Regions from separate parts of the Homo sapiens genome. Here region 1 is linked to region 2. Evidence: read pairs that join two places in POLR2A ChIA-PET (ENCODE). Cell type or tissue: Caco-2. All regions are shown on one strand. Links, peaks and the distances in the headings refer to the core of each region. The heading gives the core; the rest is flanking DNA.

Region 1 (11,924 bases), core at 1,214-9,213, 330 kb before region 2:
TTTTTGAGATGGAGTTTTGCTCTGTTGCCCAGGCTGGAGAGTAATGGTGCAATCTCGGCTAACTGCAACCTCTGCCCCCCAGGTTCAAAGTATTCTCCTGTCTCAGCCTCCCGAGTACCTGAGATTACAGGCGCCCGCCACCACGCCCAGCTAATTTTTTGTATTTTTAGTACAGACAGGGTTTCACCATGTTGGCCAGGCTGGTCTTGAACCCCTGATCTCAAGTGATCCACCCGCCTTGGCCTCCCAAAGTGCTGGGATTACAGGCGTGAGCCATCATGCCTGGCCTGTAAACCCAGATTTCTAAGTAACACATCTCCTTTTTTTTTTTTTTTTTTTTTTTTTTTTTTTTGAGACAGAGTCTCGCTCTATCACCCAGGCTGGAGTGCAATGGCATGATCTCGGCTCACTGTAGCCTCCACCTCCCAGGTTCAAGCAATTCTCCCGCCTCAGCCTCCTGAGTAGCTGGGATTACAGGCATCCACCATTATGCCTGGCTAATTTTTTTTGTATTTTTGTAGAAATGGGGTTTCACTATGTTGGCCAGACTTGTCTCGAACTCCTGACCTCAGGTGATCCGCCTGCCTCAGCCTCCCAAAGTGCTGGGATTACAGGCGTGAGCCACCGCACCTGGCCCACATCCCCTTTCTCTAAGGTAAATGTGTCTCAGTGGCAAATGTATTGCTAGGTATATGACATTCAATTGCTCTCAGTCTACAGTAAGAGGCACCATGCTACAGCTTATACAGCCCTGTGGGAACTTCAAAGAGAAGCAACACATTTAGACAGAAATTGAGGACTTCTCGGACTCTTCTAGTCTTTTCTTTGGCATTAGAATAGCTTCGGTTTTACTGGTCTAATTACATGAATGTGATCCCTATACATAGACTGCAACAGAATTCTAATTAATTTTTAGCTTCCTATAAAAGTTAATCCAACAGCCAAGACTAAAGTATGTAATGAAAAAAACAGGCTGGGTATGGAGGCTCATGCCTGTAATCCCAGCACTTTGGGAGGCCAAGGTGGGATGACTGCTTGCGTCCAAGATTTCGAGACCAGTCTGGGCAACATAGTGAGACCCTGTCCCTACAAAAAATTAGAAAATAAAAAATTAGCTGGGTGTAGTGCACACGCCTGTGGTCCCAGCAACTTGAGAGGCTGAGGCAAAAAGATCACTTGAGCCAGGAAAGTCAAGGCCATAGTGAGCTGTGATCACGCCACTGCACTCAGCCTGGGTGACAGAGTGAGACCCTATCTCAAAAAATTAAGCAAAAACAAAATAAAACCAAGCATAACCTGCATAGCACTTTGTTATTATTCTATCTCATCCTGAAGTCTGCCATTTCTGTGGCATTCCAACCTTTTTCCTTAGCAGAACCCCAATCACAGCATCAGGAGGGGAATCTCATTAGCCTAATCTCCTCGGCACTCGCACTCTCCTGACCTGAACTGACTTATCAAAGTGAGGGGAAGGACTTACATTCCATGCTTGGGAGGAGTGTTGCTCAATTTCAGTCTCGATCTCTCTCTATATATATCTCTCTTCCTCTACTGCCAGATGTGAACAAGAAAAAAAAAAGCCCTGTTAACAACTGAGAGCTGCCATGTGACCATAATACTTTAGGATAAAACAGACTATGAGGATGGCAGAGTAAAGAGAAAAATCCCTAGTTCTTGAAACAGAATCAACCCTCCTGCCGGCCTAATCTGACTTGTAAAGTGAGCTAATATAGTTCCCTATTGTTTAAGCCAGCTGAGTCAGCTAAAGGTATCCTAAGACACCATGTAACGCCCAAATCCACTAGTGCTATTTCGAAGATTTTGTTTTGTTTTCTTTTCTTTGTTGAGACAGAGTTTCTGTCACCTGGGCTGAAGTGCAGTGGTGCCATCAAGGTTCATTGCAGCCTCAACCTCTCAGGCTCAAGCAATTCTCCCACCTCAGCCTCCCAAGTACCTGGGAGCACAGGTGCCTGCCACCACACCTGGCTAATTTTTGTATTTTTATTAGAGACAATGTTTCACCATGTTGCCCAGGCTGGTCTCAAACTCCTGGGCTCAAGTGATCTACCTACCTTGGCCTCCCAAAGTGCTGGGATTACAGGCATGAGCCACTGCGCCCAGCCTTCAGTCAGTTTTAATACAACTGTAATTTCAACTTGTACTGAATAAAAAGATAAATTTAATTTCAATTTCCTGGAGAAGTGTTGTAAGGGATTGGGCAATATTGTACATGAACCAATAAGGGCAGAAGGGAAGGCAAACAAGTATTAAAGGAAAAGAGGCATGAGACACGGGTATAAAAATTAAATCTTGCACTGTATCCAGCTGTCCCCCATTACTTAAGTCACATCCAGTGTCTATCAAATTCTAAGATGAGCTGAGGATTGCCATTATTCCTTAAAGGTGGGGCCTGGGTCTTGTTCACTATTGCCATGCTAGCACTTAACACAGTGCCTGGCACACGGTAGGTGCTCAATGAATTATAATGATACTAGGTAACACTTATTAAGTACCTAGTATATGCCAGGCACTATGTGAAGCACTTGACATTTATTAACTCATTTAATCCTCACAACAATCCAATGTGGAACCCCTTAGTATCCTATTTTACAGAAGAGAAAACTGAAGCCCAAAGAGGTTAAGTACCTTGCCCAAAGTCACACGACCAAAAAAGGGTAGACTAGTATTTAATCTTGGCCAGTTTAGCTCCAGAGTCTGAGGTCTTAACCAGTATGCTCTTGTAGATGCTTGTTCAAATAATGAGTGAGTAAATACATGACTTTTAAGAAATGAAAAGCAAGTATTTTAAGCCAGAAGACTTTAGCTCCTTACAGTGCAGTTTGTTGCTTCGGCTGTTGAGTGGTTCGGGTCCATTCACATCTTTGCTCTTTTCATTATCCTCAATGGGGCGGAAATGAGCCAAAGTTCGCATGAATCCACGGAAGTTTACCTGGTCCTCTCTGATTGTGAAATATAACAAACACAACACCATGTCAATCACGGTGATTATTTCTTATGAATTAAATATACTGGCAACAGCTTTAGCTACGGTAGCCTGAAAGGTCATTTAATGAGGTTTCTTTCCATACGCATGGTACTTTGGGACTCACAGTACCATATCATTTAAGCCTCACCCCAACCTTGTAAGGCAGGTGCTATTACTCCCACTTTATAAATGATTTAACCAGATTTAGGTAACAGGACTTACCAGGGATAAAGTTATCTATTGAATTTACTTGCATCTGTTTTCCAAAAAATGAATGTAGAGTAGTGCCAGCACTATACAAGACAGCCAGAACTTGAACTCATTGCTTTGAACTCTGCAGCGAGCCACAGGCAGCCCAATGACTCCTCAGCCACCTCCCACATCTCCCCCATCTCCCCTGCAGTAATGTATACCAAGGGATATTTTAAAATTAAGGCACATTATGGAAAGGCCGCTTTTAAAATAAAGTTTATTTAATTTTTAATTTTTCTTATTTATTTATTTATTTTGAGACAGAGTCTTGCTCTGCTTATAAATAAATAAAGTCTTGCTTTATTTATTTATTTTGAGACAGAGTCTTGCATCCAGGCTGGAATGCAGTGGCACTACCTCGGCTCACTGCAACCTCCGCCTCCCGGGTTCAAGCAATTCTCCTGCCTTAGCCTCCTGACTAGCTGGAACTACAGACGCCCGCCACCATGCCCGGCTAATTTTTTGTATTTTTTTTTTTTTTTTTTGAGATGGAGTTTTGCTCTTGTTGCCCAGGCTGGAATGCAATGGCGCGATCTCAGCTCACTGCAACCTCCGCCTCCCTGGTTCAAGCGATTCTCCTGCCCCAGCCTCTGGAGTAGCTGGGATTACAGGCATGCGCCACCACGCTCAGCTAATTTTATATTTTTAGTAGAGACGGGGTTTCTCCATGTTGGTCAGGCTAGTCTCGAACTCCCGACCTCAGGTGATCTGCCCGCCTCAGCCTCCCAAGTGGTGGGATTACAGGTGTGAGCTGCTGCACCCAGCCTAATTTTTTGTATTTTTAGTACAGACAGGGTTTCACCGTGTTAGCTAGGATCGTCTCAATCTCCTGACCTCATGATCTGCCCACCTCGGCCTCCCAAAGTGCTGGGATTACAGGCATGAGCCACCATGCCCAGCCAAGTTTATTTAATTATAAAAGCAAACATAAATTTGAAAATGTGGAAAAAAGAAAAGTAGATAGAAAAATACTGATCCGAGTTCTACCAATTACAACCACAGTTAATATAAATATATTTTCTGGCTGGGCACGGTGGTCCATGCCCATCATCCTAATACTTTGGGAGGCTGAGGCAGGCAGATCACTTGAGGCCAGGAGTTGAGACCAGCCTGACCAACATGGTAAAACCCTGTCTCTACTAAAAATACAAAAAAATTAGCTGGACGTGGTAGTGGGCACCTGTAATCCCAGCTACTCGGGAGGGTGAGGCAGGAGAATCGCTTGAAACTGGGAGGCAGAGGCTGCAGTGAGCCTAGATTGCACCACTGCACTCCAGCCTGGGTGACACAGCAAGACTATGTCAAAAAAAAAGAAAAGGAAAGGAAAGGGAAAGGAAAGGAAAAGGAAGGAAAAGGAAAGGAAAAGGAAGGAAGGGAGGGAGGAAAGGAAGGAAGGAAGGAATCAATCAATTAATCAATCAATCAATCAGCCAGGCATGGTGGCTCACGCTTATACTGCCAGTTATTTGGGAGGCTGAGGTGGGAGAATCACTTGAACACACAGGAGGCAGAAGTTGCGTGAGCCGAGACTGCGCCACTGCACTCCAGCCCAGGTGACGGTGCAAGACTCCCTCATATATATATGAATGCATTTTCTTCTAGTAACTTTTCTATGCTTTTCAGATAACTGTATTAGTATCCTGCCTTTTTTTTTAACTTTTAAGCATTTCTCCAATCAATATAAATACTTTGAAACATTTAAAACATATGCATAATTCTGTGGACACATCATGATTTTATTATTCCCTCATAATTGGATAATTTTTCTCTAAATAATCTTTTAGGCCAGGCACAGTGGCTCACGTCTATAATCCCAGCACTTCAAGAGGCCAAGGTGGGTGGATCACCTGAGGTCAGGAGTTCAAGACCAGCCTGGCCAACATGGTGAAACCCCGTCTCTACTAAAAATACAAAAATTAGCTGGGCCTGGTGGTGCATGCCTGTAATCCCAGCTACTTGAGAGCCTGAGGCAGGAGAATCACTTGAACCCCAAAGATGGAGGGTGCAATGAGTCGAGACTGCACCACTGCACTCCAGCCTGGGTGACAGAGGGAGACTCCATCTCAAAAAAAAAAAAAAAAAAGTTTTGAAAGACCTCTTGTGTATAAAGCCTTTTTGGTACTTAAGCTTGGAGAAAATCTTTTCATTGTGCCACAGGCTAATCAATAACCCTGTAAGAAATAATTCTCAAAACTTGAATGAAGAATGTTCTTTAATATTAAAAAAGAATGCCCCATGTAACATAATATAATTTATTTATCTAAGGCAGATGGCCTGGTTCCTGTGGTTACCTAAAAAAAAAAAAAACCCCAGCCTTTCTGTGCCCCACCGAATAGCTGAGGTATGTAGGTTCTCTTCTGTGCTCTATAGACATGCAGTTCATAGCCCTTCTAAAGGCAGAGTTCAAAGGCTAGCCTGTGAGCCATCTGTACTCAAAAGAATGACCTTGGCTGGGTGCAGTGGCTCACGCCCATAATCCCAGCACTCTGGGAGGCCGGGGCGGGCGGATCACCTGAGGTCAAGAGTTCAAAACCAGCCTGGCCAACGTGGTGAAACCTTAGCCAGGCGTGGTGGCGTGAGCCTGTAGTCCCAGCTACTTGGGGAGGCTGAGGCAGGAGAATCACTCGAACCCAGGAGGCAGAGGTTGCGGTGAGCCAAGATCACACCACTGCATGCCAGCCTGGGAGACAGAGGGAGACTCCGTCTCAAAAAAACAAAAAACAAAACAAAAGAATGACCTTTTAGTTCTTCGATGTATCTATACTGCTAATGGACCAGTATCTGGTCAAAAATGTCAGATCTGAGGAATCAAGTAATGTGGAGTAAAGTTTAAAACATATGCTAGAAAAAACACATTAATGATTATTGCTAGCATAAAGTTTCTGGGTAAAAGGGAATTGAATAACCATGGTCCACTTTCAAATCTCATTCTTTAAAAAAAAAAAAAAAAAAGCCCCAATGTGCATATGCCTAGGGAAGAAAGAAAAACCCAGAAGCCAAATATATCTATCTGATTAGAGCAAGAAGCAGAGTCGCAGCTTGCTAAGAGCTAAGCAGTGCAGCCCAGTAGAGCCCTCCACTTCCTCATATGCACTCTGTCCCATTTCCTTAGCAGTAGATTGGTGGACAGAATGACAGGTGATATTGTAGTCACAGCAAATGTAGTTTAGTCTTACAAAACAGCTTCCCACAAGCTGCTTCTTCAAGTAATCAATGGTGACTAAGGAATTCTGAAAAAAAGTTGGCAAAGTGACTCTCCTGGGTTTACTTTTCATTGCAAAAGGTTTGGATACAAAGCATAGCTGTGAAAGTTATCTCTGGATAGGGTTCAATGCTTTGCAGGGGTAAAAGAGGAATTAGAAAAAAGGAAGAATTCAGCATAAAAACCACACCTGAAACAAACAGGGCAGTTCAAGGAGAGAGAAAGGAAAAAATGAAAGAGGGCATAAGATTCCTCATAGTCAACGTGATTTGATTCCCATCTTTACATGAACTAACTGCCCGACCTAATTCCCCTTCTGACTTTCACTCACATTTCCTGAATGCCCAACCCTCTCAACTAGCAAATTCCTTTGCTCTCAATTTAGAGTTCTAAAATTTCCTCTCCAGGCATTTTATCTGACAGTGTCCTCATTGACAGTCTCATTATTAAAAACTGGCACCCATATAATATTTTGAAGTCCTGTGGGTCATAGACTATCCATATAAACCAGGAATAGATTGTTTAGGAAATTACTTAAAACAAGCTTATATGTAAGTTTTATTGTTGAAAAGGTACCTAATCAAATCAGTAAATATTTACTCACTACTGTGAAGGCAGTGTATTAGGTAGTAAAGCATATCAAAAGACTAGTTTCATGTTAGAAAAACCCACATTAAGAACAATCTACTTGACAAAGCATATGTGGTGAGAACTATGTTTATTCAATATCACGAAAGTAAAATAAAGGCTGGGGAAATGTTCCAGATTAAAGGAGGCTAAAGAGACATGACAACTGACCCAGACTAGATCCTGTACTGGAGGCGGGGAAGTGCTATAAAACAGATTATTGGATGACAAAATTGGAATATGAATATAAATTAGAATAAACTGGATAATATGTTAATAAAACAGAGTAATAGATTAGATAAGAGGATTGTATCAATGTTAAGTTTACTGAAGTAGATAACTATACTATGGATATGTAAAAGAATGTCCCTATTCTTAGCAAACACACACTGGTGCATTCAGAGGTAAAGGGTCATTACTATGCAACTTACCCTGAAATAGTTCAGAAATACAATTATGTGAACACACATACACAAAAAAATTACATAAGTATGTGTATATACATACATGTATGTATGTGTATGTATGTACGTACATGTAGGCATGTATGTATGTATATACACACACACGTAGAGTATGTGTAGGTAGAGAGAGGGGAAAGAGAGAGGGAAAAAGTGTCTGCAAGAGAGGGTATGTAGAGTAAGCACGGGTGTACAAGCTGCGCTGTTCAATACTGCAGTCACTTGTCACATCTGGTTATGTGCACTGAAAACATGGTCAGTCTGACTTGATATGTGTTTAAGTGTAAATTACACACTGGATTTCAAGGACTTATTATGAAAAAATGTAGGCTGGGCATGGTGGCTCACGCCAGTAATCCCAGTACTTTGGGAGGCTGAGGCAGGCGGATCACCTGAGGTCAGGAGCTCAAGACCAGCCTGGCCAACATGGTGAAACCCTGTCTCTACTAAAAATACAAAAATTAGCCAGGTATGGTGGCATGTGGCTGTAATCCCAACTATCTCGGAGGCTGAGGCAGGAGAATCGCTTGAACCCGGGAGGCAGAGGTTGCAGTGAGCCGAGATGGCACCACTGTACTCCAGCCTGAGCGACCGAGCAAGACTCTGTCTTAAAACAAACAAACAAACGAAAAAAGGATCTCAGTTATTTTTAATATTGATTATATATGGAAATAATATTTTAAATATATTAAATAAAATATATATTACCAAAGTTAACTTATTTTTACTTTTTAAATGTGGTTACTAGAAAATGTAAAATTACGTATGTGGCTTGCATTATATTTTTATTGGCTACTACTAAGAAGAGAGCACACAAATGAGGCAAAATGTTAACAATATAACAGTAGATGCATCAGGGCAATAAATATACAAGTATTCTCCGAATTACTTTTAACTTTTGCAACTTTTTTGTAAATTTGAAATTATTTCCAAATAAACATTTTTTAAAAGTCTAGTTTTACATCAATGATAAACATAAGAATTTTGAAGATAGGCTCATATATCTATTTGAAGTTTAAAACACACAGGAGGGTAGAACAGAAGAGATATTCTAGAAATGACAAAATTAGAATTGCTCAATATAATCAGGGGGTATCACAGTCTGAGATGGCACAACCAATATCATTATTCCAGATTAGCAAATAATTTAGGTTGTGATAGCCTCAGGAAGGAAGTCCAACAACTGTACTGACTCACCCCTCTGGAAAGAAGGCATTGATGATCCGGTCCCCCAGTGGGTTGATGGCAAGTTCTGGAATCCTCTGGAAATCTTCCCGGCTGCCAAGAGAATCACCTTGAGTTAGATAGAGATCATTGCCCTTAGCATGAACTCCTTAAGTCAGGAGGTAACAGGGTGTAACCTAGCAAGAATATTACCTCCTGGAATTTACTTCTGTGGCAAATTATACCAAATAACTGCAAAGAATAGCACTTTAATAGCTGCCAAGTGTTTCTTGCACCAACTCAGAAGTGGAAGGAGCCAGATTTGATTACGCCACATTCCAGTGAATTTAGCACACAGGTTACGTCAATAAGCCAACTGATGGACAAATACTAAGCTGTCCCTTAGTAAATGATTTCTTGAACATTAGCATTGCGTACCTAGTTATTAAGTTTGGAAAGTGAACAGCAAATGGAAAGTATCAAATACTGCAGAACTTGAATATGGGGACAAACACTTAGAGGGGTCTCCATATCCTTGTTAAGATTTTTAGGCACTTACAAAATGCAAGGAATTCTTAGGTGCTATTTACATGCAAGGAAATAATGTGACAACCAATTGATTTCCTTGTTCTGACTCTGGCTTTTTCTCCATTTCCATGTTCTGTGGACTAGGGCTACAGAAGTATTTAACCCTCAAACATGACAAGAGCAGTCATCCTCACATGACTTAGGCGAGGTTATACCAAAGCGAATATTGTCAGTTACCATTCATCACATATATATCATGTGCTGCTCTGTTTACATACATTATTCTCATTTCTTCACGCCAATGTTTTATGTATACCCTTTTAGAGCTGAGGAAATTGAGAGTCAGGAAGATAAAGTAACTTGCCCAAAGCCACACTACTCCTAAGTAGCAGAACTGTGATTTAAATCTAAGTCTGTAAGTCAAAGTATGTGTTCTTTTTCTAAAAACCATATTTCTTTCCTATATTGAACTTTTTTTTGAGACAGAGTCTTGCTCAGTCACCCAGGCTGGAATGCAATGGCATGGTCTTGGCTCACTGCCACCTCCACTTCCCAGGTTCAAGCGATTCTCCTGCCTCAGCCTCCCAAGTAGCTGGGATTACAGGCACTCTCCACCACGCCTGGCTAGTTTTTTGTACATTTAGTAGAGACGGAGTTTCACCATGTTGGCCAGGCTGGTCTTGAACTCCTGACCTCAGGTGATCTGCCGGCCTCGGCCTCCCAAAGTGCTGGGTGGGATTACAGGAGTGAGCCACGGTGCCCAGCCCTAATATTGAACCTTTTGAATGAAAGTTACTCTCCCCCAAATTCTTTATTTTTATTTTTTTGAGATGGAGTTTCGCTCCCAGGCTGGAGTGTAGTGGCTTGATCTCTGGGTTCACTGCAACCTCCTCCTCCCGGGTTCAAGCGATTCTACTGCTTCAGTCTCCCAAGTAGCTAGCATTACAAGCGGGTGCTACCATGCCCGGCCAATTTTTGTATTTTTAGTAGAGGTGGGGTTTTACCACATTGGCCAGGCTGGTCTTGAACTCCTGACCTCAGGTGATCCACCCACCTCAGCCTCCCAAAGTCCTGGGATTACAGGCGTGAGCCACCGCACCCAGTCCCCCAATTTTTCAATAAGTATTTTTTAAAAACTTTCTTTTGTTGGTTCCTGGGCCAAGAATACAAAGCTGTCTACAACTTATCTGTGCTGCAGTCTTCAAAAATATCAATGTCATGGAGGACAAAGAAAAGCAGAGGATTGTTCCAGATCAAGGGGGGGCTAAAGAGACACACAACAAAACCCAACACATGATCCCGGACTAGGAAAAAAACTGCTATAAGGACATTATTGGATAATATGTGAAAATGAAGCATGGACCATATAAAATATGGAATATTACATAATGGTACTGTTTCAAAATGCAACTTTCTTGATTTTGATCTGAGAATGTCCTTTCTATAGGAAATAAACAGTGAAGTATGTGACAAAATGTTAACAATTGGTGAATCTGGGTATCAGAATAAAAGTTATCTTGTATTGTTCTTGTAACTTCAAGTTTAAAATTATTTCCAGATAAAAAGTTAAAAAAAAGATTATAAACTAGATTTTACTCCTGCCTTCAAGAAGTTTACTTACAGACAGATAAAATGTATACCTCCACCCTCTTTGTAATATATGCTAGCAAAGACGGAAGATAATAAAATACTCCTACTGTACCCAGGAGACTTCACGCTCTTTTCCTCTTGTGGTTTAACGTTTACGTGGTGCTTAATTAACTCAGCAAGCTCTTCTCCACCACATTTGGTGACACAGGTAGAAACTGACCTAGTGGACTGAACACAAAGCTCTGGAACAATCATCCTGGATTCTAGTCCTTCTTGACCATTTAGTGTAATAATTTTATATCAATGCATGAACCAGAAGAAGTCATTCATAAGATAACTGGATTGCTTAAGATGATGAAAGAGAAAATTACCGAGGTCCTGATTATTTAATTCAACAAACATGTACTAAGCTTTTATTACATAATTTGTTCTGTAATACAAAGTCTACACTATCATCAAAATGTAGCTCCTCCTGTCTGACAGAGGTCAAGAAACAATAACTACTCACTTTTAAATTAAGACTAAGGCTGATTTGAATTGCATGGCTACATACTTCAGTTTAATGTCTAACAAGCTTAAGAAACTTTAGCTGAGAAAAGGCAGTTTAAATACCAAGTCTAGTATCAAGTGGTGATGCACAACCTAGCCTGAACTTCAGTCTCAATAAGGAGGTGTACACTTGGCCTTCCGATGGACCTGTCCTTTGATACTTTCTAACTCTACTCTTAGAATTTAGATTGTATATATAATGTAGTTCCAGTCACCCAGATCAAGGACAGTATTGCTAAAAGTATTAAAGTTAAAAAGAAAGAGGGCTGGGTATGGCAGCTCAGCCTATAATCCCAGCACTTTTGGAGGCCAAGGTGGAAGAACTGCTTCAGGCTAGGAGTTCGAGACCAGCCTGGGCAACAGAGCAAGACCACATCTCTAAAAAGTTTAAAAAAAAAAAAAAAATTAGCCAGGCATGGTGGCACGTGCCTGTAGTCCCAGCTACTTGGGAAGCTGAAGCGGGAGGATTGTTTGAGCCTAGAAGGTCAAGGCTGCAAGGAGCCATGGTAACATCACTGCCCTCGAGCCTGGGTGACAGAGTGAGACCCTGTTTCAAAACAGAAAA
Region 2 (11,924 bases), core at 1,661-9,660:
GGCACTTGCTGCTTAACCGTGTCTCTAAGCCTCAGTTTCCCCATTTGTTAGACTGGAGTAGAATGCTAGCCCCTTCATAGGATAGCCGGGAAGGTACATGAAGGCAAGAGCCCATGTTTGGTATATAGTTAATGCTCGGATAAGTACAATCATGACTGTTTTACTTCATCTTCACAACCACATGAAGGACAGAGGACAGGTATTATAGTTTCCCATTCAGTGATGAAGAAATGGCAGTGCCAGAGGCTTCAGTGAGAGAGCAGACTCCCTCTCAGCCCTTCCCACCCCTCTCCAGCTCCTGAGCGCTGCCTGCCTGCCTGCCTCACAGAGGGTCACCTGGGAGCCAGATAGACAAGGATTACCAACAGGCTTTGTGCCTCAAAAGGTGCAAACATTCAAGATGCCTCATGCTACCTCATGCTCTACCTGGGCACGGGGCAAGATGAGGCCTCCAGGAGCAGGGCTCTGACTGAATCACTGCCTCCTTTGAGGAGAAACATGAAGCCTCCAACATCCCTCTCTCCAGCTCAGGACTTCCTGGGGAGGGTCAGAGGCCACCCCAGCCAGGACGGGGTTCTGACATGGGAATAGGAATGGAAGCTATGCAGGGTGCATACCACCCCTGCTCCTAAGGCCTGCGTGCAACTAACCAGCTCCGCTTCCACAGCCCCCCAGCTGATCAAGCAAGCTCTTCGCCCTCCAGAGCAGATGGGGGGCCAGAGTGGCAGACAATGCCTCGCTCCTCTCCTGACCCTCCCTCACCAGAAGTCTCTCTCAGCCCCAGGGCCAGTCCACCAGGTTAGCAGGGCAGCAGCACGCACCGTTGGCACAGGGGTTGCTGGTGCACCTGTCCACTTTCTTCTCGCAGTTGGAGCCGGTGAAGTTGGGGGGACATTCACAAGCATAGTTGGCCCCCTGGTTGCGCTCCCGGCAGGAGCCCCCATTGAAGCAGGGGGAGTCGGCGCAGCTCAAGGTGCTGTGTTCACAATGCAGGCCATAGTAGCCCGGAGGACACAGGCAGTGGTAGCCATCCTCCTGGTCCTGGAGAGAGACCATAAAGGGGCCAAAGTCAGACCCTGGGGGGCAGGGATGTGTGACTGAAGGCTGGGCTCCACCTGCCCACAATGCCTGTCCATGGCTGTACATCCACTAACTGCCTAGGTTAGGGATGCCCAGACACCACCTGACACCTCTGTCTTCCTGCGCTGGTCTGGGCCTCACCTTACAGCTGCCTCCATTGCGACAGGGGTTGCTGTCACACTCGCTGAGCTCCAGCTCACAGTCCACACCAGTGTAGCCTGGGCGACAGGTGCAGGTGTAGCTTCGCTGCCCACTGTTGGAGCACGTTGCCCCATTCTTGCATGGGGAGTGGTGGGTGCAGTAGTTGAGATCTGCAGAAACAGGAACCAAGCAGCTGAGCAGGGCCAGGGAATGCACTCACCTCCAGGCTCCTTGCAGTCCATGTTTGCCCCCATGTTTGGCTCAAAGACACCTCAACTCAAAGTCTCCCAGGCCCAAACATCCTTCCTCCACCACCAATAAAATCTTTTTTCTTTCTCTTTCTTTCTTTCTTTCTCTCTCTTTCTCTTTCTTTCCTTCTTTTTTTTTTTTTTTTAACAGAGTCTCACTCTGTCGCCCAGGCTGGAGTGCAGTGATGTGATATAGGCTCACTACAACCTTCGCCTTCCGGGTTCAAGCGATTCTCATACCTCAACCTTCTAAGTAGCTGGGATTACAGGCATGCGCCACTGTGCCCGATTAATATTTGTATTTTTACAGGGGTTTCACCAGGATGGCCAGGATGGTCTCGAACTCCTGACTTCAAGTGATCCACCTACCTCGGCCTCCCAAAGTGCTGGGATTACAGGCCATCGCACCCAGCCTAAAATCATGTTTCTTTTTTTTTTTTTTTTTTTTTTTTTTGAGACGGAGTCTTGCTCTGTCACTCAGGCTGGAGTGCAGTGGCACGACCTCGGCTCACTGCAAGCTCTACTTCGCCATTCTCCTGCCTCAGCCTTCCCAGCAGCTGGGGCTACAGGTGCCTGCCACCACACCTGGCTAACTTTTGTATTTTTAATACAGACAGGGTTTCACTGTGTTAGCCAGGATGAAAATCATGTTTCTTAAAGCACCTTGAATCACATATGACCAGTGCAGTCAACCAAAAGTGAAACAACACAACTGGAACTGGAAGACGTCCTGCCAGGGAAACTCACAAACTGCCAACCCAAGTAGGATGAAGATAAGGAAGAAGAGCAGAGGGCAAGGCCACATGTCGGGGAGGAAGTCAGAAAAGGCTTCATGGAGGAGGGGCAGCTGAGATAAGCCTGGAAGGAGGGATAAAATTTCAACAGGTAGAAATGGTAGAGGAGAGATGAGAGCCACCATAGGCAGTAATCGGGCATTTTTTAAAGGAAGAGGTGTTACAAGGGTATTTTGAAATATAAGTATTTGTTTTTTTATTTGGGAAGGACAGGGAGGGAGAACCAGACAGAGTAAATATATGGCCTGCAAGTGCTGTGTTTGCATATGATGAGTATATGACTGTGTCACCTGGGAGCAAATATGGTGGAGAGGGAAGAGAATGAGCAGGAACCAGGTGTGTGAGTGTTGGGGTGGGGATGGTAGTAAAGGGACAGACACACACACACACACACACACACACACACAACACAGGGACTGAATCCCAAGCCCCTTGTTGACAGCAAGTCAGGGCCTAGGCAATTTCTTTCCACCCTGGCAAGCTCTCTGCCCACCCTACCCAGGCCTGCGCCGGTGTCTCTGGGCAGCAGGTGCACCCATTTGATCCTGAAAATGGGAGCTGCAGCTGGCTGCAGCTGGCTAGCAGGATGCAAGAAAAAAGGCTTCCTCCTCCCCCAAGGTTGGGGCTGAAAGGCCCCTGTATAGCCAGAGAGTGACTACCCCTAAACACCAGGTAGAGACCGCATGGGTTCAGGCAGGTGGTAACTAGGTAAGAGCAGGGGAGGCCGTTTGTGCCCACACCGAAAAGTCGGTTAGATGCCACTCCGCCCAGAGGCCCAGCTCACCCACAGCCTCAGGTGGCCGGTGGGCACACCCCACCGGACAGCTGTTTAGGGGAGAGCTGCTCAAACAGCCCTGGAAGGTAAGCAAACACTCAGGGGGTTAATAGGTAACTACGGGGTTGAAAGAGGAACTGAGCCTGCCATCCCTCTCTCTTTGGCTTTGCTAGGATTTATGAGTGCAACCTCCAGGCTGCCGACCTTGTCACCCCCCTGGGTTTTTCAGCCACCCTGGCTCCACCACCCCCTGCCGCCGCACCTGGAGAAGGACCCACCGCCTCATTCTGGGCCAGTTGTAAAGATCCTTAAAAGACCCAAGATCCTTGGAAGATCATGGGAAAGCCAAGTCTGCAGTCACCAAGTAAGAAGGATCCAGGTGACGAATCGGATTTCCACCCCCCAGCCCCATATCTCTTGCACCCTCTGCACCCTCTCTTCACCCTGACTCACCTTGGTCACAAAACAGGCCTCCCCAGCCCTCATCACAAGTACATTGCCAGGGAGTGCTGCAGGTGCCGTGGCGACAGCCATTGTGGGGGATGCATTCGTTACACAGCCGGCCCTGCCAGCCTGGGCGGCAGCTGGGGAACAAGAGAGAGGCAGAGTGAGGTGAGAGGCCTTGGCCAAGGGAGGGCTCCCACTCACCACTTCCTGTCCCCTACTCACAGGCACTCTGCTGGCTTGCTGCAGTAGCCATTCTGTTCATGACAGCCCGAAAGACAGATAGCTAAGGGAAGAACACAGAGCTGGGTGAGGCTGGGATACCAAGGACTCTTAAGCCCCATTCTCACCTGCTGGCCCTGGGGATCCCCTAGCTCTCCTGGGCCCTCTTCCTACTCCTGGCCTCCCAGAGGAGCCCCGAGTGTCTTAAAGTGAAATAATGGCACAGGGAAGGAGAAGCCAAACTGGATGGAATGTCATGATGGGGTTCTTGTGGGCTTTGGCATGATGGGAGGAGCACTGGGAAGAGACAGGAGGTCTGAGGTCAAGCCCACCCTCAGCATCCCTGAGGCCCAGCTAGTAGGAGGCCCAGACCCACTCTTCAAGGGAGGCAAGCTGTGACCAAGAAGCTCCACTGTGTTTCCTCAGGGGACCCTCCCCTTCCACACAGGTGGGAGCTTGACTGCTTACGCTGTTGGCAATATTCCCCAGTCCAACCGGGCAGGCAGGACAAGTTGCCATCTGGCTGGCACACATAGTGGCCGAAGTGGTCATTGCGCTTCTTGCACAGGCGGGAGCAGTTGTCTCCATAGTAGTTGTCACTGCAGATGACCCGGTAAGAGTAGCGCAGCCTTGTGAGGGTGCTGGTTTGCTCATCCAATAACCAGTTCTGACCCACAGCTAGGGAGCCCTGGATGGCGATCTTGCTGATGAGTGCATCTGGTGGCAAGGCCTCTGAGGGGGCAGAGGGTCGGGTCAGGGAAGGGTCGCCAGTCCCCAAGGGTGCCAGTGACGGCTGGCCAATGTCCTTCTTGGCTGTGATGATGGTGATCAGCCAACCAATCAGCCCAGTTATCCAGATGACCCCCGCCTGCCAGCAAGAACAGGCCAGAGGGACCCAAAGCCCCGCTACGTAGCTGCCCTACGTGTGTGCATGTGCAGGGGGCCTGATAGTATTCAAAAAGGGGACAATAGAAGGATGTTAAGATATCCCAGGGTCTTGGAGGCAGATAGGGAGGGGAAAGAGGAAAAGAGGTCAAAATGGAAAAAAGAGAAAAAGAAAGAAAAGCTCCCCAGGCTAGAGAGGACCCTGGGAGCAGGGGGTCCTTTGGTGCCCATTCAGGGGTTCTGCCTCCAGAGGTGGGTAATGGTTTTCTTTTTTCCTTTTCAAAGTGAGAATTGTTGTGCTGCTGAAATATCCTTTTCCTCTGTGTCAGAACAACATCCCAAAGCCATTATTCCCTTTCCAAAGGAGCGGAATTCGCGAAAGGTGTAAAATACAGGAAGGGGCCCGTCAGCGGCGCTGGCAGCTTCAGCCTTTCTCACCGCCGTACTCCCCGCGTTCCCACGCCAAAAATAACCCGCAGGAAACGCAATTGTGCTCTGAGTCCAGGCAGCGAGCGGAATCCGAGCGTCCAGCGCGGGGCGCAGCTCCAGGCCAAGCTAAGCGTCCTGCCTCCCACCCCCAAGCCCGCACTTCCCCCGCCTAGAACAGATTAACTCTTTCGGCGCTGCGCCGTGTCGCCCCCCTGTGGTGGCGGAGCGAGCTACTCACCTGGCCGCAGGTCGTCTCCTGGCGCGTGCCAAGCTTCGATGATGAGCGAGAAGGTACCCTGGGAAAGGGGGTGGGGGGACGGAGAGATGGCGAGATGAGCAAGCGGGGAGAGGTGGGGGTGCCTTGCGGCAGCCTGTTTAATTAATCTAATTGCAGGATTCAGTTACTGCGCCCGGGTCAACATAACGGGGCTGTGCACAGTGTAGCGCTTGAGCAGGGAAGGCGAGAGGAGAACCCCCGGTAGAGGGAGGGTTGAGAGACGGGAGAGTGTAAGGGAGAGCCACTGGAGGAGGGGGTGGTAGGGTACCGCCCCAGAGTGGTAGGTAATGAAAATCGTGTCCCAAGAGCTGGGGACGGGAGGACATAAACTGGGAAGACGGAGACTGGTGAGAGCCTTTTCTGGGATCAGTCTCAGGAGAGAGTCGGGAAGAGCCAGGAAAGAATGCATCCTGGGCTTTTTGGGGGTGGGGGTGTGTGTACAAGGAAATCTGGGGAGGGGGCTTTGGTCCCAGGGCGCCTCCTCTCTCGGCTTCTGCGACCTCCCAGTGCGCCCAGGCTGTGCTCACCGGCCAGGTGAAATTGAAGGGCAGTTGGAGAGGGTTGCGCCCCCCGCCGCTACTGTCGTCCCGGACAGCGAAGGAGTTGGTGCCCAATACCGGCGTGGAGACGGTCCCGAAGGTGCAGGGTCCGGGCGAGACGACCGCCTGGAAGTGCTTAAGGCAGACGCGGAAGAAAGTCCGGCAGCCGGGCTCGCAAGGCCGCCCACTGGCCAGTACGCCGCGCTCGTTGATGAACTCCTGCAGCTGCAGCTGGAAGACGCCGGAGCCGGCCGCGCGCTATTGCACAGGGACCGAGGGAAGGAGGGAGGGGACCGGTCAGCTCAGCTGGTGCCCGGGGCTGAGGCCCAGAGCGCGGCAGAGGGGACGGAGAGGGCGCGGGACGTGTTACCTGCTGCCAAAGTGCCACCAGCAGCAGTAGCGCCCAGCCAGAGGCGCTCCGGGACGCTGCCGCCATCCCCTCGGGCGTCGCTCTCTCCACCCGCGGGCCCTCAATCTGGCTCTGTTCGCGACGCCGCTTTCCCGCGCGTCCGCCAGCCGGCGGGGTCCCTGAAAAGAGGCGCTCCTCTCGGGACGCTGCTCCCCTTTGGCCTTCTCGCTGGCTCCGCTGCAGCTGCCGCTGTAGGTAATCCAGGTGACTACGGCTGGGCGGCGACCGCGCCGAGGACGCGTCTTCTGTCTAATCCTGGGGCTGCAAGCGGGCTAGTGCCGGTGTACGCTGCACCAAGGCGGCTGGGGCTGCGGCTCTTGGCCTCGTGTTCCCGGCCTGCGCGCAGCGCCGCTACTGAAACCTGCGCGCTGGGGGCCTTCCTTATATATATTGGCTCCTCTCCTCGCCGCCTGTCACTCAGACTCATGGTCATTCTCCCCTCCCCTCCCGGCCTCTAGCTGCTACAGTCCCAGCGCCGCCCGGAGGGGGCCTCCGCCCCCGCCGCTCCCCCCTCCCCGTCAGCCAGTCGGGCGCAGGTCCCCGCCCCTCCGTGCCGCTCCCAACCTCTAGGTCCCCCAGCTCTGCGCGTGCCGAGGTGACCAGTCCTCCGTGATGGCGGGGTTAAGGGCTGAGACCCTGGCCGCCGGAGGATAGAGGGGTTGCCCGGTAATGGGGCAGGAGGTGAGTGGGTGGTTCGGGGATGGTCTTGGGGGCGGAGACACTAGGCAGTCCCTGTAGGCTGTGCATCCGCAGCAGGCGCTAGTTACCTAGTGTTCCAAAGCAGGTAAAAAGAACTTAAGCCCGGAATGCAAAAACCAGCGCTAGGGAAATCCGATCTCCTTTTCCTTCCTGGAGCTTCTGGAGCCCTTGTCTCAACGGCCCCCAACCTATGAGTGCCCACCCACCACGCGTCCCCAGCGCAGCAGGGAAGCCAGCAGAAGCGTTAACCTCTCTGTGGCCACTCTGAGCAAGGCTAGGGGCTAAGGGTCTAAGGCTCGGGGCCCTCTCTGTGCACCTGTTGGGCGTCTCCCTCTCTAGCTAAGGGGGGGCGTGCCCAGCGCGTGCCTTCTCCCTTCTGCCCCCTGCCAGGGCTTGGCGCGTGCCAGAGACCCAGACGCGCGGTCCCTGAGGTGGGGGAGGGCGGGGCGTGGTCCCGGAGGTAGGAGGGGGGCGCGTCCTCAGCTGTATGGTAATGAGGTTCTGGCCCCGCCTCCAGCGCGTCCCCTCACCTGAGTCCAGCTTCAGTTCCTGCGCCCACTGCCTCCCCCCACCCCAGCAGCCCCAAGCCCCCGGCCGCGCCCTGTCGCTCAGCTGGGGCAAGGAGGAACTCTCCTGACGCCAGAGTTGGCTCAGGCCACTGGAGAATCAAGGTGAGGGACTGAGGCCGGGTCGGCCCGGGTCCTCGCCTCATAAGGCGGGATGTGGGGTGGAACTGGAGGCTTGCGGAGCTGTTTGAGTTTCAGGCGGCTTCCCAAGTCTCGCCCGAGAGGGTCCCCTGGGTGGCCCCACTCCTCCAAGCGGCAGCAGCGCAGCTGCTTTCTCGGAACCCGGCGTGATCCCCGGAGACCGCAGACCGGGGAGGGCCGGCTTCTCCCAGTCTCAGGGGTGCCGGGGAGCTCTCTCTTTGCGACGCCGAGGGCAGCGGGGGCCCTGTGGCTTCAGCTGTCAGCCCGCCCGCGAGGTGATGGCTGTAGTCGGGCGGTAAGATCAGCGCGGGGGGGGAGCCGGGACGCGGCGCGAACCCGGGGGAGGCGGTAAGGGTGGGGGAGCGGCGAGAAGCCCAACAGCTGCCAATGCCGAGCATGGTCTGATTTTTTTTTTTGAGTTGGGTGGTGGTGGTGGAGGACTGGGGGACGGGTGTGGTGGGGGGGGGAAGGATGAGAAACAAGAGGTTGGGAGCGTGGGTTGGGGGAGGGGCGAGGTGAGGAGACGGGCTCCGGGGTCCCCCACGCACGGCCACCCCTCCCAGCCACCATCTGGCGCGAGCGGGTTGGCGTGGGGAACCGAGGTGGGGCGGGGCGGCAGATGGGCCCAGGCTGCGCTCGGGAGTTAATGTAGGTTATGGGCAGGCGGAGTCCCAGGCCCGAGGGAGGGGGAGTCCGGGGCGTGCCTCCCGGCGATCCTGGCAAGTGGGCTCCCAGATCTTCTCTCCGCCTATACCCTATGGATCCCTGGACTTGCCTCTCTAAGATGCCAGCGGGTGCCCCTTGCTCCCCTCCAAGCTGGCATCCAGCCCTACCTAGCCCTGTCCTCTCTCAACTCCAAATCCTGGCCCAGGAGTTAATAAAAACATCCTCCTTTTCTGGCGCTGGTCCTGCTTACCTGACCCTCAAGGGAGACATCTAGTCCCACACAAGGCATCTCTCCCAATACTGGAAAATCTGGAACACTCTCTACCCTCATACACGCCCAGACTAATGTGCCCAAATGTACTTTGCAAATTATCAAGGACCAAACAAAAGTTGGGATTATTATCTTCAGAGAGGCAGCACCCAGGAGATCCCAGAGATCTAGAAAGGCTCTGACCAGAAGAGGAAAGGGTTAAATTCTCAGCATCAAAAGACATTCATGAAACACCTATTTGCGGAGGCGCTGTCCCAGAAGCTCATTCCCGGGCTAGGACACTGCCACCCTTGGCCCTGGGTACCTACGAGCGCTCCCACACGCTGCGGTCGAGCTTTGCCCACATTTGCTGAGCAGGAGAGGGTCATGCTGCGGGTGGGGAGCCCAGTGCGAAGGCCGCAAGTGTTTCTGTCAGCCCAAAACTGGGGCTGCGCCTTCCTTCTTCTCCCACTCGGGACTTTCGGACTTGCGGGCGGAAGAACGCTACACGCGTGGTCCTGGGATGGGAGGCCACCGATCACCGTGGGGCTGGACCCCCATCGAAGTCGGCTGCCCCCGCCCCTGACGCAGACCCTCCACAACAGCATGGAAAGGGTGCACAGATAGACCCAGAGTCCGAAAGACCACTGACCCTCCGCAGGCCCAGGGTTCCTCAATTCGACCCGCACCCTCAACACTCCCCAACGTCGGAAGCGGGCGCAGGGTCGAGGCCTGGCTTCATGAAAGGCCCACCGCCTCTGCCCCTAGAGGCCTTCTGCTTCTGCTGTCCCCCTACGCTTGGCCATTGCGCATAGTCCTCCAGCCATAAGAACCGGCACTGAGGACCGGGAAGCGCTAAGGTCGCCTTCCAGCGGTGTCCCCAAGCTGACCCCAGGTTATTGGGGCGCAACAGGAGCCTCGTAGAGCCTCGGGACTCCTCCCCCGCAGCGTAGCCTCTGTGCCCTCCCCACGGCCGCAGGCGCAGCTCCGAGACCTTCAGCGCGGTTTTGCCTCTCCTCTCCCCAACCCCCTCTCAGGGGACGGCGCTCTTCGCGGGGCACACTGCACCCGGGTAGGAGCGCGGTGGGGGCCGGGCCACCGTGCCTGCTGGGCAGACCAGGGGCGGGGAAGCAGGCCTGGCTTGGGCGGGGCGCTTAAGCCTTGAGGGGCGCCGCTGCGGTCGCTGCGGAGAAGGGGCCACGTGCAGGGAGCGGCGGCCGGGGAGCTGCACAGAAGGCGTGGAGATTTGCAAACTGTTGCTGCCACATGGCTGCTCCATTCGATCCATTCACATTGAAATGAGGCCGGCGCGTGCCTCATCTGCCGCAGGGCGCTGCCACGCGTCAGCCCGGCCCGCCGCGTGCCAACTGGGGCAGTGGGACTGGCAGAGCCTGGCAGCCGTGGGGGCGCAGCCCGGGGCCTGAGGCCAGGAGGGTGTTGGGGGAGGGAGTCGAGCTACCCTAGCCATTCAGGCGCCGCAGTTTCAAGGACCTTGGCCCTACAATTGGGAGTGAGCTGGCGAGAAAGGCCCAGGACCGACGGGTTTCAGAGGGGGGCCGGGATCGATGCCGCCGCTCCCCGCAGATGCGCCCCGGCAGGGCTACTCTCCATCTGCCGCTGCTCGCACCTGCCGGTCAATAAATCGATTTTACAATTTAATGCAGCAGCTTCCCGCCCGCCTGGGACAGATGCCGCAGCAGAACCACCTCCGCCCTCGCCCCTCCCCTCGAGGGGCGCCAGCGGTTAGGGACGGGATTCCCGCTCAGCAGGCGGTGCCCCGCGTGGCCTCCTTCACCTCTCTCTGGAGCCCCCACAAGGAACCGCCTGCTGAGGGTTTTTCCCGCGGGACAGAGTGGGTTCCCCATAGAACAGGCCTGAGACTGGAGAGAGGAGTGAGGAAGGTGATGACTTGGTGGTGGCCTTGAGAACTCATCTGGGGGCTTCAAGGGAGGAACAGGATGCAGTGACTGATGATAAGAAGGGCCCCGGTGAGAAGGAAGGGGTAGGGCATGGGCGCTGAGGGACACCGAACTCTGAAGAATCTTGGTCAGGGGGACTGAGCAGAGATGGGGAGGAGGCAGGAGGAACGAGTCTCTCCCCACCCTCCAGGTGAGTCTGGTGAATAAGCCTGACATGGACCTGCTTCTTGGCACTTCCTAACCATGTGGTCTTGGGCTTGTAACCTAACTCTAGCTCTACACTCAGTTTTCTCATCTGTGCAATGGGATAATAATAATAGGGATGGCCGGTGTGGTGGCTCATGCCTATAAGCCCAGCATTTTGGGAGGCTGAGGAGGGCAGATCACTTGAGGTCAGGAGTTCGAGACCAGCCTGGCCAACATGGTGAAACCCTGTCTCTACCAAAAAAAAATACAAAAAGTAGCCAGGCATGGTGGTGTTTGCCTGTAATCCCAGCTACTCAAGAGGCTGAGGGAGGAGAATTGCTTGAAGCTGGGAGGCGGAGTTTGCAGTGGGCAGAGATCATGCCACTGCACTCCAGCCTGGGCGACTGAATGAGACTCTGTCTCTAATAATAATAATAATAATAATAATAATAATAATAATAATAATAACCTTGGAGCCTTGGAGAGTGGCTGAGGGACTGTATCAGATTATGCATTCATGGGACCCAATAAACAGTCATTTCCTTTCCCCCAGGTGACATCCAGACAGTCAGGGGCAGACTTAGAGTGGAGGGGAGCTCCCTGACTGCAAATGAGTTCCAGAAGGAAATGAAGGAAAAAGGAGAACCGCAGACAAATGCTCATAAGGGATGAGGCATGAGGAGCAGAGGGTGGGGAAAAAAGAGAGGAAAGCTAGGTGGGGCTCGGAAGGGATCCGGACCCTGTGGAAAAAGCCAACTGTTGGAGGTCCTGTTTGTGGCAAGAGGGTGTGACAAAGTTCTTGACTGGAGGGAGAAGACTGGAGCTTTGAGAATGGGTTTGGGGAAGATATGAAGGTTTGGAGGAACTAACTGCTCACAGTCTTGGCCTTCGGAAACCAAGACGGCACTCCTGCCAGGGCCAAGTGTAGGTTTCAAATTGTAACCCCTCCTCCTTCATGGTGGCAGTTCAGAGCTGAGACCTGTGGCAGGAAAGAGGGGCATCTTCTGCCCTGGTCCTTGAAGCTCCTGGCAGATCAGCCCTCTCTGTGTCACCAAGACAGCACACTGACCGGGCTGGACCATCCACTGGCTGATGGCTCATGACTGATGACCCAAATGTGCCAAGGAAGGGATGTCCAAGTGGTTGGGACCCTTGGCAGGAGACAGAGTCCCTGCTCTTGCTTCTCACAAGACCAGGAGGGCCTCCCCTCTCCTCCTCCCATGTTCCCCAGGAGCCCGAGGGCCTAGGCTAGTT

The links. Peaks named below come from ENCODE experiments on the same cell type or tissue, not always from the same donor. Only the 100,000 strongest peaks of a DNase experiment are listed, where the experiment ranks them.
Region 1: POLR2A ChIA-PET joins it to region 2 with 10 read pairs; 4 of 35 experiments call an interaction of 5 or more read pairs at or near these places.

Annotation. Positions count from the first base shown.
Region 1 is chr15:41,253,792-41,265,715 of GRCh38, reverse strand. CHP1 (calcineurin like EF-hand protein 1) reads right to left here. Exons shown (of 7, transcript NM_007236.5): 3 at 8,726-8,806; 4 at 2,833-2,960. Among named protein-coding and RNA genes, the nearest start is that of OIP5-AS1, 23 kb to the left of the region's middle. In Caco-2, for the core only: no CTCF peak of the experiment used is centred there; DNase peaks (open chromatin) are centred at 1,425 and 5,715.
Region 2 is chr15:40,924,015-40,935,938 of GRCh38, reverse strand. DLL4 (delta like canonical Notch ligand 4) reads right to left here and starts at 6,599. Exons shown (of 11, transcript NM_019074.4): 1 at 6,205-6,599; 2 at 5,823-6,092; 3 at 5,257-5,314; 4 at 4,173-4,436; 5 at 3,708-3,768; 6 at 3,492-3,622; 7 at 1,222-1,391; 8 at 822-1,041. The coding sequence starts at 6,270. RefSeq lists silencers at 6,705-6,794, 7,388-7,457 and an enhancer at 9,908-10,753. In Caco-2, for the core only: CTCF peaks have their summits at 4,963 and 5,163; DNase peaks (open chromatin) are centred at 5,218, 6,068, 6,628 and 7,378; H3K4me3 peaks cover 3,927 bases.